Linked DNA regions of Homo sapiens: region 2 is linked to region 1. Evidence: read pairs that join two places in POLR2A ChIA-PET (ENCODE). Cell type or tissue: Panc1. All regions are shown on one strand. Each heading gives the region's core, and the rest is flanking DNA. Links, peaks and the distances in the headings are about the cores only.

What was found. ChIA-PET counts read pairs that join two places held together with the same protein. Peaks named below come from ENCODE experiments on the same cell type or tissue, not always from the same donor. Only the 100,000 strongest peaks of a DNase experiment are listed, where the experiment ranks them.
Region 2: POLR2A ChIA-PET joins it to region 1 with 26 read pairs; 1 of 35 experiments calls an interaction of 5 or more read pairs at or near these places.

The regions. Positions count from the first base shown.
Region 1 is chr11:35,011,532-35,014,347 of GRCh38, forward strand. LOC105376626 (a long non-coding RNA gene) reads right to left here. Exons shown (of 4, transcript XR_001748180.2): 4 at 1-2,816. Among named protein-coding and RNA genes, the nearest start is that of MIR1343, 71 kb to the left of the region's middle. RefSeq lists an enhancer at 2,361-2,410. In Panc1, for the core only: no CTCF peak of the experiment used is centred there; no DNase peak of the experiment used is centred there; H3K27ac peaks cover 2,500 bases.
Region 2 is chr11:34,953,954-34,956,769 of GRCh38, forward strand. The region is part of intron 3 of PDHX (pyruvate dehydrogenase complex component X); the gene reads left to right. Among named protein-coding and RNA genes, the nearest start is that of MIR1343, 14 kb to the left of the region's middle. In Panc1, for the core only: no CTCF peak of the experiment used is centred there; no DNase peak of the experiment used is centred there; H3K27ac peaks cover 1,776 bases.

The sequences.
Region 1 (2,816 bases), core at 160-2,659:
ATAGTGTGTGAGCTAGCATGCAGGCTCCCTGCCATCTGAGGCAACTCTTCAGCATTCCATGGTTATTGGGCAATGAGAAGATCAGATTTCTATAGAGTAAATAACCATTTCCTAGATTAAATAATCTTACTCGCTTAGGTTTTTGGGATGGGCATATAGTGGAGGACTTCATAGCTTAAGAATATACTGCCAATTCTGAGTGTGTGAATTCAGAAAGAAATATAAGGATTTCAGAGGGCAAAATGATAAGTAGCCGATGGCCAGAGTTCCCACACTTCGAGGGCCATGGACTTTTGCTTTGGCAGTAACAGATGGCTGGATAGTGACCAAGGGATGCTGCCTAGGAAGAGCAGGTAATGGGTTTGCCAGCTGGAGCTGAAAACATTAAAAGACCAGTGGTTCGAGTGGGCACGGTGGCTCACACCTATAGTCCCAGCTGAGGCAAGTGGATCGCTTGAGCCCAGGAGTTCAAGATCAGCTTGGGCAACATGGCAAAAACCTGTCTCTACAAAAAAAAAAAAAAAAAAAAAAAGATTAGCCGGGCATGGTGGTGAATGCCTGTAGTCCCCACTACTCAGGAGGCTGAGGTGAGAGAGTTGTTTGAACCTGAGAGGTCAAAAGTGCAGTGAGCCTAAATGGCATCACTGCACTCCATCCTGGGCAACAGAGTGAGAACTTGTCTCAAAAAAAAATAAATAAAAATTAAAAAAAAATTAGAATTAAAAAGCACCCTTTAGAATAAGACAGTCTATAGGCCCAAGTTTTCAGTGGAGCCAGGGTCATGCTATCAACCTTGCTGGTTAGGTAGTCTCCTAGAGCCAGGGACACGGAGGCACCCCCAGGAAGGAGAGTTCCTTTCTAAAGCTGCAGAGCACATTAATTCCTTTATTTTTGCTGCATTGAGATAGTCTCTTCATTCCCCTGAAGGTTGACCATACCTCTTACTGTTTATCTCTGAGTTCTCAGGCAGTTCTCTGGCAGTTCTCAGGAACTGGCAGATTTTGTTGGTTAATGTATTGTTTAGACCTCACCATGCCCCAGCAGGTTGAGAAGTAAATGGTGTTTTCTTCTAGGATTAGACCTGCTGACATTTTGAAATAGCCTAGGGCTGCTGGAAAGAGGTACCCAGGAGTTCTCTCCCTTTGAGGACAGGACCACTACCAGTTGACCTGTCTCCCCCTTTCCTTCAAACTAGGATGTTGGCAGCAGAAGATGAGGCTTGGTATGAAAATGAACAGCTTGTGAAAGCGTAACAGGATGTGAGTAAATTAAAGAATTGGGGTTTTTCCCTTTGGTTTTTTAGGTAGAGGGGAGCCTACCTACAATGAAAAGTTAAATAAAAAGTACCCACATGAATGAAGGCAGGGGCAAGTCCAAAGCCAAGATACCGTTTCACTCTAAGTAAACCCACTGAGGGAATCCCCTCCCTTAAAAAGGAAAAAAAAAAAAAAAAAAAAAAAAAAAAGGAAAGAAAACTGGTTGGGCTTGGTGGCTCATGCCTGTAATCCCAGCACTCTGGAAGGCCAAGGCAGGTAGATCGCTTGAGGTCAGGAGTTCGAGACCAGTCTGGCCAACATGGTGAAACCCCGTGTCTACTAAAAATACAAACGATTAGCTGGGCGTGGTGGCATGCGGCTGTAATCCCAGCTACTCAGGAGGCTGAGGCAGGAGAATCACTTAAACCTGGAAGGCAGAGGTTGCTGTGAGCCGAGATCATGCCACCATACCCCAGCCTGGGTGACGGAGTGAGATTCTGTCTCAAAAAAATAAAAATTAAAAATTTTTTTTAAAAAGAAAACAAATTATTAGAAACTATGACCTTCATCATCTTTTCTGTGCCTATTCTCCACTGACTTCTGGTGGCGGGGGGGGTCTTGGAATTTCATCCAGGAGAATATGTCCTTGGGTTACATGGTTGCAGAAACAAATGACTTGGTACTTGATAGTCTTTATAGAAAGAGAAATCAAAGTGCTGCAGTTAACACTGGCCAAGGCACTTGAATGCAAAGCAAAAGTGACAAAAGGGACTGAGGTTGCAGTACGGGAAGTACACTACTGTGTCAGTAGTTAAAGGTGGTGGCCTTGATTTCTCAGAGGGAGAGGAATCAGCTTTGAAGATGCCTGTCACAGACACTAGAAAATCCAACCATCTAGGGCATTGTGTCTGCTGACTCTGTGCTGAGGGATAGAGCTAGAACCCAAATTCCAGGTCCCTGTGTGTTGAAAACAGTCAATCAGCATTCTGACCCTGCCCTGATTACTTTGAATTCAGTGGCCTGGAAAGCCCCATTGATTTCACTGTCTGATTTCTGGAAGTCAATTGAAAGAGAAACATAGCAGCAAGAACCTAAAAGAAAATACAAAAGTTAGCACCTTCTAAGAATAACTTACTGGTCCCAAGTTGGTGTCTATACCTAGTCAGCACCATTAAGAGTCATCCCCGTGGTTGGGGGAAGGTATACCTACAAGGTATTGTCTACATGGGGATTTATAACTTTTACTCTTTAAGGTTTGCCTGCTTGCCAGAGATGTTGCTTCGTTTACTGTTGTTGCTTTCAAAACAGTTGCCTTTTATTTTCCTCTTGCCATGGAAACTGAAATAAATAAAGAGAAGCATGGTTTTTGAATGTTCTCCAGCTTTAGATGCATTGAAGTTTTCAAGATCAGTCAATAAGCATTTTTCTGCCCAATTACCTGTGAGAAGATGTATCTATTGGGAATAAAGAATGGGGGGCGGGGGGTATTGGAAAGGCTGATCAATAAGGCTGGGCTTCATGTCAAACATGTCAATGTATGCTTAGGCCAGTTTCAAATGT
Region 2 (2,816 bases), core at 25-2,524, 58 kb before region 1:
TATTTTAGCTTATCATTGGTTTGTTCTCATTTTCAGTATTTCTTATGTACTTCCTTATAAACCAAAGTTCATTGTTCATATAAGATAAACAGTATACATTGAAGAATCAAAACAGTTCAAAATTGTATAATGATTCACACCATGATGGAAAATCATAGTGATGAACCAGATAAGTCAGTCACGTGACTCAGGTCATCTCCACTCACTGCTGCACATGCTCTGTCAGTAGTCACTAGGTAGCTTTCAAACTGCTCTATTTTAAAGAATAAAAGTACTTAAATAATTACTTAATATATTGATTTTAATATCAGAATTAAAACAGACAATATTTACTTGTGCCTTTAATGGAATGAGCCCTCTCAATTTCTCTGTTGGACATACTGCTGTAAATGTTTTGCATCTCATATCCCTGTGTACACAGATGAGATTAGGTGAGCTGTTTGTAGCACATTTGCAGGTGATTGATTGGTTAAGATGTGAGAATGTCTCTGGTACAGAAGCCTCACACTAGTGACCTGGGCTTGAGGGATAGAATTCAGCCTCTGTCTGAGAATTATGAAGAAATAGTTTGTCACAGACCTTACTACCCATTATCGTATATGTTGATGTTTGCCCTTTAGTGCTGCCAGCCACATGCTAAGCCTTTAAGCATGAATTTCTAACCCATACCAAGGGGTCAGTCCCCTGTAGTCTAATCTTGATCCATGTTGAATGTATTGTTTTAAAAAATCCATAATTTGAAGGAAAACACCACAGCAATAACAACAGCAATAATAATGCCTTTAACAATGAAAATGAAAACAAGTTACTAGCTATCAGACACTATTCTAAGGGCCTTACATATAACTCATTTATTCCTCATAACAACAATGTGAAGTAGCTACTGTTATTTGCATCTTACAGCTCAGAAAACAAGCATGGTGAGATAAGGAAACTTTACTAAGGTCACATAACTAGTAAGTGGTGGAGCCAGCGTTGAAACTCAGGAAGTCTGTACACAACTGGGAGGGAAGGCTAATATTTGAAATGATAGACTCAACATTCAATATTTCAGTATCGATGAGCTCTAAGTTGATAGAGCTATGTGTAAAAACCCTGCATTTAATATTAAGAAATCATTGGCAGAAGAGTAAGAGAGGGCTTTGGTCAAGTAAGCTGAGTGCATAAGAAAACTCTGGCATTTGAGGTGTCCTTAGCTCCAGATGCTTTGGTAGGGCAGAGTGTATCCATGGAGGTACCATGAGCTACCATGGAGGTAGCTCAGAGAGGAAAGGGAACAGTAACAGAGGCCTGCTTGGTTTTTAAACAGTTTTGCAAAGAGTATTATTTACGTATTTATACTAAGTCTACACCAGTTTTGAGTATTTGCCTACTACAGTGTAAGCAAATGCTTACAGGAAATTAGCACACCTCTGAAAGATCTCTGCACCAAAGGAATAGAAAAGGTTGAAGAAATTATCTTAAATTCATATAGAGATTTTAATGACTTTAAATGGAATTATAATCAACTGTATTTTATCTTCTGTTATATATTCAAGTTGTATGGTTGTATATCACTTGTCCTTGTCCATTGTATTTGGGTTTCATGCTTCATGGTGTCACTTTTTTAAATAGAAAAAAATGTGAATAGTTAAAAATAAATTTTATTTGATATTTAGATAATGGTAAAAATTGAAATGATGATAAATGCTGTTTATTGCCTACTTGTGAAGGTGTCAATGTTACGTTGGTAGAGTATATATGGAATCATTTATATGATTTACAGTAAATGAAACAGAAGGTGAGGTACCACTTTCAGATGTAGTACAGTTGTCTGACTCAGATTTTAGAAATCTATTGATATTTTTAAAGCAAAACTTTTTTTAATGCTTTACATTTGAATGATGTTCTTTGTACTTGGATATTGATCCTATTTCTGATTCAGTTTTGAAAGGAATTAACATCAAGTGGACTTCATGTCACTTAACAGTGCTTTTTTGTATACATTTTTAAAGAAAATTAGTCATTTTACTTTGATTTTTGAGTTAGCAATTCACAAGCAGGTAATTAAACACTTTTAGAAGAAAAATATTGGTCTAATAATAATCTTAACTCATCTTTTTGACATAGTAAAGAAAAAGGAACTCTGCAGAAGCAAAATTTTTTAGTATGTGGCAAACAACTAAGCAACTAGATTTTTCTTGGCTTTCTTAGTATTCTTCCATAGCTTGTAATTCATTAAACATTCCTATTCAGCTTTCTATACTAATTTCATATATATATATATGTATTTTGCTTCATGAAAGCATTGCTGCTTTTCTTCTTCATCAGTAATTAGTAAACTTAGCTTCCTAACCCCTTATAACTTATGCCTTATTAACGATAGTGAACATACCAGTAAGCATTGAAATTAGTGTTACTCTGATATGTCAAACTCATTCTAGAAGTTATGCTTTTCCTTACCATTACTGTATTAGTGGACGTCCTGCAGCCTATCATTCTATTGTTCATTAAATACAGCTAATGAACCTTATTTAGAGTAATTGAAAGGGAATAATAGAAGATTTTAAGGGAATGACATTTTCTTCCAGGAGTGAACTTATAAAATATTGTTATTTGAAGGTTTTCTAGGGACTTCTTTTTAGTAAGTAAATTAGAATTAGCCCTTTCTTTATAAATTAATGCTGCTGAAATGCTTAAAATATACTTAACTTTTAAAAACATTATCTTTGATTTTATTTAAGTGTTTAATTGGCATTATCTGTGGAAGAAATGCTTTATTAACTGAGACACCACTGTGTTTCTGATATACTTATAAAAAAACTCATGAGGTTTTA